Regions from separate parts of the Homo sapiens genome. Here region 1 is linked to region 2. Evidence: chromatin contacts called from ENCODE Hi-C or POLR2A ChIA-PET data. All regions are on one chromosome and are shown on one strand. The core of a region is the stretch at or near the end of the contact, and the rest is flanking DNA. Distances in the headings are between cores, read along the strand shown.

What was found. Hi-C counts contacts between places; a loop is a spot of excess contacts on that map. ChIA-PET counts read pairs that join two places held with the same protein, here RNA polymerase II (POLR2A). Pooled maps may share reads with other maps.
Region 1: a loop to region 2 is called in a map of naive thymus-derived CD4-positive, alpha-beta T cell, with 19 times the contacts of the local background. The contact joins the promoter of UBE2D3 here to the promoter of DAPP1 in region 2. A Hi-C loop is called at or near these places in 1 of 168 maps with a recorded cell type or tissue (naive thymus-derived CD4-positive, alpha-beta T cell), 1 of 37 single-sample maps with no recorded cell type and 8 of 50 pooled maps. POLR2A ChIA-PET finds 5 or more read pairs at or near these places in 2 of 52 experiments (CD4-positive, alpha-beta memory T cell and activated CD4-positive, alpha-beta T cell).

The regions. Positions count from the first base shown.
Region 1 is chr4:102,825,500-102,830,091 of GRCh38, reverse strand. It overlaps UBE2D3 (ubiquitin conjugating enzyme E2 D3), which reads left to right and starts at 2,541. Exons shown (of 8, transcript NM_181891.3): 1 at 2,541-2,665; 2 at 3,456-3,607. The coding sequence starts at 3,584. It overlaps UBE2D3-AS1 (UBE2D3 antisense RNA 1), which reads right to left and starts at 2,037. Exons shown (of 2, transcript NR_131186.1): 1 at 1,907-2,037. RefSeq lists enhancers at 641-720, 1,989-2,550, 2,222-2,611, 2,551-3,112, 3,695-4,592 and 2 more and silencers at 2,662-2,791, 2,812-2,861.
Region 2 is chr4:99,815,247-99,819,920 of GRCh38, reverse strand. It overlaps DAPP1 (dual adaptor of phosphotyrosine and 3-phosphoinositides 1), which reads right to left and starts at 3,094. Exons shown (of 9, transcript NM_014395.3): 1 at 2,907-3,094. The coding sequence starts at 3,007.

The DNA.
Region 1 (4,592 bases), core at 1,292-3,791, 3.0 Mb before region 2:
AAGTCCACTTATGCAAATACAAACTTGTAAACAGAAAGCCCAATCAACCAATGAATTTACTTCACTGCCTAACAATAATGAGTTTGTGATTACACAATCACTTGCCTTTATAAGCATGGATAATCTAGAACTCCATATATATTAGTTTTGTTTTTTGTTCTTGTTTTTTTTTGAGACAGGGTCTCACTCTGTCGCAGTGATCTTGGCCCACCGCAACCTCCGCCTTCCAGGCTCAAGCGATTCTCCGGCCTCAGCCTCCCAAGCAGCTGGGATTACAGGCGCCCGCCACTACGCCCAGCTAATTTTTTGTATTTTTAGTAGAGATGGGGTTTCACTGTTTTGGCCAGGCTGGTCTCGAACTCCTGATCTCATATGATCCACCCGTCTCAGCCTCCCAAAGTGCTGGGATTACAGGCGTGGCCACTATTACTACTATACATTTGTTTCACACTATGGCCAGTTAATGTCTGACTGGTTACTTTAATAACTGACATTTATACAGCACTGTAGAGTCTCCAGTGTCCTTTCACATATATTATGACACTTTAACCACACAATCACCCTGTGAGAAAGGACAGTCATTATTACTTACTTTAGCGGTGAAGAAACGGGGTTAGAAGATAACTAACCAGGCCAATATCAAGCAAATGGGAAGCAATAACTAATCTGGGTTCCTCCCTCCATCTTCATGCCTAGTCCTGTGCTTTTAGTATATCTGGCTAGCTATGAGAGAGAACACAGATTATTCAGGGAGGAGGGAGGGGCCAGAGGTGTTACTGAGGTGAGCCTCATGAGCAGTTAGGCCATGAGGTAAGCACTTCAGTGCTTTGCTACTCACGGGGTGGTTCAGACGAGAAAAATCTGTATCACCTGGGAGCTAGTTAGAAATGTAGGCTCTCAGGCTCCACCACTGCCCTACCAAATCAAAGTCGCATTTTCAACAAAACCCCAGGTGGTTCCTATGGACACTAGTTTGAGAAGCACTGCTTCACTAGTGACACTACATGGTCACTTGAACAGTATACATTAGACTACTTATATTCATCATTGTTGACGTGTTAAGTTTTTATTAGGTAAAACTTTCTGCAACAGTTTTCAAATTAAGTGTATTTTTAAAACAAGTTTATTTTTCCAAGTAATTGAAGATCTCCACTTCGGTAACTGGGGTCATTAAGGAATGTTAAAAAACCTTAAGCTGGTCAGTGCTTACCCACTTTTAAATTCCTCATAAAAATTAAGGTCTTTCTTTTGCCTGAAGGATACACTAGAGAGCATAACTGCCGTCTCCATACTTTAAACCCTTGACTAAAACAGGCCAATCCTACTGAGGTAAATCCCACCTCCCAACTTGGATATTTCAGGAAGTATTGTATTGTTTTTCTGACTCTAAACTCTACCTAATTAACTAATTAGTCTCAACACTTTCTGGCTCAAGAACTGAAACACAGCAACAGAAGCTAAAGTTTGAGAATTTAAGCTTGTTCCCACATCTACACCTTGGCGGACGGCAGCGACTGATTACGGAGACCAGTGAAAACCCTGCCCCTAACTCTCTCTGTCCTAGCCCCATCCACTCAATTGAGCTTGACTCAGCCTGCTCCCTGCTGTTCTCAGTATTGCTCCCTTAGGGTCAGACGTGCACTAGACTTCAGCACGTGGGAGCGCTGATGAGCGGCCAACCTGGGTCTATTTAAAACTACTATTCCCATCTCGAGGGGCGCCTCCTCCCACAGCATAACCAGCCCAGGAGGGCAGGCGAGTAAATACTGCTCACCTGCTCCACCGGAAACCTCAAAATCCCGGCCCGAGCTAGACTAAAGGTATCTGGTAATTAATCCTTGGCACCTCCCACCACACGCTCCTGATTGGGCGCGTGAGACAAGGCTGTGTCTGCGCGCGCTCTTACCAGTCTGGGGAATTCCATTTCCTCTACCAACCACCGGCATAAGCATTCAGGGGCGTTGCTTTCCTGGCAGTGGCCCGCCCCAGTTCGAGCCGGTGCCTTACTGCGTCTCGCGAGAACTTATGCATTTTGGAGGCGGAACCCCGTCAGGAAAAGCGCACAAAACTGCTCTTAAGTCATTGCAGAGCTACCGCTTCGGTTAGCCAGCCACGAAGTTCTCGCGAGAGTCGTCTCCTCGATACCAAGTGAGGAAACTGGGGGACGCTGTGGGGAGGGGCGTGGGGCTGGATCGCGCAGCGGCTGCTTCCTTTACCTTCCTCCCATGGTCTCCTTCCGGTTCTCGATGCTTCTCTGAGCCTAAGGGTTTCCGCCACTCGTTCACCCTCCCCCCAGCTCATGATCCTCCTCCCTCCCCCGCCCTCCTGGTCCAATCTCCGATCTGTTTAGTAAGAAGGTGCTGTTCCGAGAAGAAGGAAAAGGGCTTGACACGTATTCACTCGGCCCCGGACGTGGGAAGCAAGCCGTCTGGCTTCGGCCTCACATCGGTCTTGTGCTCGGGACGGCGGCGTTGGCGGACTGATCCGCGGCGGTGAAGAGGCAGGAGGAGGGGGAGGGGCGGAGCGTGGCAGCTGGCAGTAGTTCCGTCAGAGCGGACATCTTGTGGCTGTGTCGTGCGCGTGAGCCCCGTAGGGCCGGGGAGGCACCAGCTGCCGCGCGGGGAGGAGGCCGAGGCCGCAGCTTGAGGGAGGCCCCGGCCCCTCTGTACGCGTGGGTGTGGACGGCTAGGGCAGGGAAGGGAGGCCGGCCCAGTGGCCGGCCGGGTAAGAGGGGCAGTGCGGGACCTGGGCGGCTTGAGCGGCCAGCCTATTGGGTGCGGTGGGTTAGGGTGGGAAGGTTGGGGAAGCCGCGGCCTCTCCTGCTGGAGGAGGAGGGGGAATGGGCGCGTCCTCGCGCCTAAGCCGGAGCCTCAGGGACAGCGCGGGCGCGTGGTGGAGGTGGCTGGGCGGGCGCGCGCGGGAGCGCGCTGGAAGGCGGAGTGAGTGTACGGTGGCGTCAGGGGTGACACAGAATAGCTCGCTGCGAGGATAGCAATACACATCAAGTCTCCCTTCCTTTATTTCCTTCCTTTTCCCGGCCGCACCTTTGGACAGAAACCGAAAGCAGCCCGGCGTCCGTCCGGAGTCTTATGCTTCCCCCTCCCCCCTTGCCTTTCTTTGCCCTAGTGACGCCGGTATAGCGCCGACTAGGCCCCGGCTCCTCCTCTGCTGGGCTCCGGACCCTGCCCCGCACCCACCCCTTTCTCCTACGCCTCTTCCTCTCCCACCCGGGTCTCTTCCTTTCTAGAGGCCGGGAAGTTAAACTTGTAGCCACCACCTCCGCTCTTCCCGTCACCCTCGCCCCCACTTCGGGCCGAAAGCACGGTACAGAGGCTGTTGGTGGCTTTGCCACGCCACCCCACCCACCCCGGATCGCGGCTGTCTTAAGGGACCTGGATTCATCAGGGGCTCTTCGGGGCCTGTGCGAGTGCTGATCTGCTCCGTTTTTGCAAAAGGCGCCTGTGTCTGGCAGAGCTGGTGTGAGACGAGACAATCCTGCCCCGCCGCCGGGATAATCAAGAGTTTTGGCCGGACCTTTGAGCATACACCGAGAGAGTGAGGAGCCAGACGACAAGCACACACTATGGCGCTGAAACGGATTAATAAGGTAACCCGCGGGGACAAGGGCATGGGGTGGTAGGAGAAAAGGAAGGCTCGGGCCAAGAGGAAAGCGTGGGGGTGGGAAGGAAGCATAATTCTGAAAATACCTCTTGGATCACTTCTTCCATGGGGGGATGGAGAACGCAGATATACTTCTTGAAGAAATGAAGTTTAAAGCTAGGAAACGGAGAACACTTGTGGCAAGTGAGGTGTTATCCTGAGTGCTTCAGTGGAATCGGTGCAAATTAGGGGTGGAGGAGAGTGACTTAAGGCGCCTTTATTATTTTATTTTTTTGCTGCTTAAGAAGGAGTTTTTTTGGGGGTCCGAATTGCGGAGAGACGCTCCAGCAGATGTCATGGCGCTTCCTATTCTTGGTGCTTGAAAACTTAGTTTAGTTGTGAGATCAAGGTTATCTAGGCCTTCTAGGGGTAAGAAAGAAAACTCGGAGGAGAGAAAAAAAATCTGGCGAGTCCCGAACTTGACTGAGGGTCGGGTAGAAGAAGTCTTGCGTATTGAAGGTCAGTCAGTGAGTCTAGTAGAAACTCTTAGTCGACTCTGGGCAGGTTACACCGAATAAGTGGGTTTGGGAGGAGATGGAATGACACAGTGTTGCCACTTCCTGTATTTTGTAGTTGCAGCTTTTCACCCGAAGCTATTTATCCGAGGGACACCGGGAACTGATGTAAAAGGCATTCTGGAAGCTCCCTTTTCCTTTTGGCTGGAGAGTGGGGGTGGATAAGGGGTGCGATGGCAGTAAGGGAAAGCTAATGTACCTATTTTTGCCTCATTCTATTTAATAACACCCTTGTTTCGTTACTTGAAATGTGGTTTGATAGTATATTATCGATTTAAGTTGAAAAAAAACTAGGATTTTTCGGAGCTCTGGGAGTGAGCGGAACCTCCACCTCCGGTGGTTTAGTCTCATTTTCTTGCTCTAACTTCTATCCCGCATTTTAAGATGGCGGCTGCTTTAACTGGTTCAGGCTCTTTC
Region 2 (4,674 bases), core at 1,845-4,344:
AAGTTGTATATGTCCTGGAAAGGCAAGTGATGGATTTGCTGCAGTTCAGGGCTCAATTTACAGGATTTACATATTCCAGAGCCTGAAAAAAACAGAGGCCCAAGAACAAAGACTTCTGCTATTTCTGTAATTTAACCACTAACTTATCTGTTTATGTCTATCAAAAACATAAACGTAAGGATTTATCTAACTACTCAAATAACCTCTTAAAAATAATTGAAAAATTAAGTCATTAAAACCAGCTACCTTTTATCTATCCATTACATTAAATCATTTTGTTTTTAAGGAGGTCTTTGGAAACTAAATTAATCAGAAGGTTTGGTAGAGATTCTATCTCGCCAGTGGTTAAAGGTTCAAAGAAAAAGTCATTATAATGTTCGAGTTATGTTCAGTATTCTGGCAGAGGCAACAAGTCATTGTCAAGAGTTCTCAAATTGTTATCTATAAAAAATGTATCAGTGAGGTGCTGCAGGAGCAAGTACTGGCACAAGTTGATTATTAAATATTCAATTCGATGATGTTAAATTGTTGGCAGCTTGAAATTGTCTATAGTGGGAGTATTTATACCAGGGAATTAGGCAAATTCTTGAAATCAGGGCTTTCTCCACACCCCAACTCTTCCCAGCTGTTTTTCCAGCACACTGTTGAGTATGCTTAAATAAGCCATACATCTGAGGGTTCTTTTTGGGAGAACAGAAATGTCCTAAAACTGATTTATGGTGATGGTTGTATCACTCTGTAAAGTTAGTCAAAAGTATTGAATTGTACACTTGAAACGGGTATATTTTATGATATGTAAAATAACCTCAATAAAGTTGCTAATCGAAATGCCCCTAAACCAACAAACAAAATATCAACATTTATTAGTAATTTTAAGATTCAAGTACACACCCAACAGACTTAAAATGAAAAACAAGACCACATTTACCTAATGCATTTGGTAGATACATATTCTATGCAGTGATCATCAACCTAGGGTCTCACTTTGGAATTACTTGGAGAGTTTGACAAGAAAACACCCATCCCCAGAGATACTGAAATCATTTGTCAAGTCTGTGGTTTGGGTGTCAAGATGTTCCAGAGCACAGCCAAGGTCAAGAACCAGGACTGTAGAGCAGTTTTCCCAGATAACTGCAGGTTGCCCATTGCTATAGAAATCATCCTCATGTTTATTAATTGTTCACGCCTTCTGAAATAGGGAAATCTGGCCATGAATGTACCCTTTTTTTTTTGCAGGGAAGTGGTGTGACTCAGTTTTGTATTCAATGTCTATTCTTTGCACATGGAGGAAAGACACAGTCCTATTCCACCCGTGGGTTTCACCTGTAGTTGCTTCTTGCTGTTGACATCATGGTGGGGCACAGAGACAGCATCTAATTCATCTTTGTCATCTAAGTGTGTTCCCACAGTACTCAACCATAGACTCTGGGTTCTAGGATTGTTTGTTTAACTAAAGGACCAGAATTGAATATATTCCTCTATCTCCTCCTTTGGGGTTTTCTATTACAGTGGGCTGGGAATACAGTTAACAGAACATGTAAAGCATTGTAACTTAATAGTTCAATAAGACACTGAGGGCCACAGTTCAGCTTTAGCTTTTGGACTTGGTGACACCTGTGCTGGATGCTCACAGAAGGGCCTTTTACCTCTTCTGTTTGGGGATTCAATCTAGAGGGATAGAGAGATTCTAGAGCTCTGGCTTCCTAATAAGGGGAGTTTTCTTTAATGAAAATTCCAGGTGTTTTATCTGATTTGCCAAATGAAAGTAGAGTTCAATTCCGAGACCTCAGTTTTATAATCTAAAGACAGGAATTATTAATAAACTTTTACAGTAATACAACATAAAAAGATACAATCTCTGCAGCCTTAACACAGAGAGATTTCAACTCTATTTTGGTTTTTCTTTGGTTTCGGACATAGCCTGTGGTAGGTTGGATGCCCAGCTTTGCTATGTAATTGATGTGTGACTAGCAAGCAAGTTATTCAAACCTGTTTGGTACTTGTTTTCATCCTTTGTAAGATGAAGATGACAACAGCTCCTATGTCATTGGATTGCTATGAAGAGTTAGAGCTATTTGTCCAGGCAGAAGGTAAAGGTTTTGCCTCTCCTCATGCACAGGTGTCAAAGCCACCTTCATTGGGATATTCCCAGTGCATTAGGCAGTTTCTCTGGGAAATCCCCAATTCCTCTCTTGTGTAATACTTGTTTCTTATTAAATACCCGGATGAGTTGTCATCTGGGTCCCTTCTTAAAGACAGAGCTCCAATGACTCCACCTACCTATGCTTACCTGTTTGAAGCAGAAATTTTATCCTCTTCCTGGATTGTTGGTACTGAAAGGCTCAAAGTTGGCTCTCTGGACATACATACGATATCAAATCTCACAAATGCAGTATCAGGAGAAAGAAATATACAAGCGAGACTGTTGCAGGAACTTCCTCATTCTCTGTCTTTTGAAAAAGTCCCTCTCCCTTACAGTAGGGTAAGCTTTCTGTTTATCTTACCAGAAACACAGTCCTTTTACTGTCCCTGGGTCAGTGCTAGAAACTCTTGAACAGCGCATTTATTCATAAACCAGAGCAACATCAAGGAAGCCAGGCAACATCACCTCTATATCCCAATTCTGTCCCTCTTCTCAAAGAATGTCCAACATTTGATTTTTTTCCCTATTTTCTCAACCAACTTGTTTTCACATCTAGAAAAATAATGCCTGCTTTTCCAATGGAATTAGCCCCAGACAAGAAGATACTTAACAGATACAAATGAATAAAGTGGAAAAAAATAAATGGTTGAGGTGGCAGAGGGCAACAAGGCACTGAAGATAGTCATTAATCAAAGCATGCAGGTGGGAGTGCGGAGTCAATGTCCACCCACTAGGTACTTTGAAAGGAGATCTGCTGCCTTACCCCAAGTCCTGGAGCAGCTCAGCCTCTCCATCGGATCTGCTCCACAGATCTGAGGGATCCTGGGTGCTCATCTTCCCTTCTAGAAGTTCTGCTCTGCCCATTCGCGCCCTTCACAGAGGTAGAGAGAGAGACACAACTGGGCTGCTCCTGACACCTTCTCGCTCTGTGAGACAGCAGCCTGCTATGGCTCTGAGTCTCCAAGGCAAGGAAGTGAAACTTGGTTACTTACTCCTCCCACCAACACCACCACCCTGGCCTGGAGGCACTGGCAGGAGTGTTCTGTCAGTCAGGAAGTATGCAAACTTAGGTAGCTACCTCTGAGGACACCCACACTACATCACGCAACAGGCGGTTGCTATCAAAGGAAATGAAGAGGCAACCACCCCACCTGGGATTGGACAACAGTGCAAACTGCTTGTGTGAGGCCAAACCCTAGCTTCTCCCTAATGCTATCAGCCTCTGGTTTGTAGTGGAGGATGCGTGCACTCTTTTACCCCATCTTCTTTCTGTCTTACACACCAACACAGGGAACACTGAGGAAGCTTCTCTATCAGGAACACCTTTAGAGTGGATAGAAAAAGCAGAAGCAAACCACAAATTCGACCCTGAAGTTTGATGTTTTAGCACTTTTGCAATATTTCTGCTTGTTTACCCAGACCTTCTAATATATCCTCAATGCTCCGAATAGGGATGATTCAGAGACAATTATTGTTTCCTCCACAGAAAAAGAATTAGGAGAGGAGAAGGTAGGAAAAAGTTACAAGGGGCCATTCTGGTGCCCACCTAATGGGGCATATTAGAACTCCTGGAGTCTTTTTTTTTTTTTTTTTTTGAGACAGTCTCGCTCTGTCACTCAGTCTGGAGTGTAATGGCATGACCTGAGATCACTGCAACCTCCACCTCCCAGGGTTCAAGTGATTCTTCTGCCTCAGCCTCCCAAGTAGCTGGTATTACAGGCACCCGTCATCATGCTCTGCTAATTTTTGTGTTTTTATAGAGACAGGGTTTCACCCTCAGGTGATACACTCACCTCGGCCTCCCAAAGTGCTGGGCTTATAGGCATGAGCCACTGCACCTGGCCTGAACTCCTAGAGTCTTTGAGTGCCACTTCCTTCATGGGCTTACTCACACCTGCATGGCTTTGTGCCCAGATTCATATGTAGAGCAGGATTCTATCTGCCTGGAATGCTAAAGGTAAATTGCAGTGACTGAATCCTTGGGAAGTGGAACAAAGTGCAGTATCAAATGAGTCAAGGACATATGTTGCTTCCTGCCTTTTCTATGTACCTACAGGTCTCTCTCTCCCTCTCCCTTTCTCTCTCTCTCTTCCTATCTCTACTCCCTGACTCATTCAGCACTCACCACAGTGCTCTGTAACTTGTTCTCACAGTGTGGCCTGAGGACTAAACAGCACAGCAGAACTGTTCCTAAAGGACTAGATGATTGCAAAAGGCTGCTGTGCAATGGTTCTATCCTTCATCTTCCTCCCTATTACCACTGTTCACCCGGGATCGGTGAGACCCGGGTAACACTGGTTGCCAGTGGGAAGTTCCTGAGTGTCTGGAGGCAGTCTGCTGAAGACTAAGCTCTGATAATACATATATAACTGACTAAATGAGCACTTAAATTCTTTTGGCTACAGTTTGCTCACAGAGAAGGACAGGGCCCACTTGAACAGAGAGGCCAGTGCAGGCCAGGGAGATACTGAATATGCATACAGCAGTGACAGGGGAACAGCCTGGGCACTAGAGTTCCTGTTCCCTCTCTA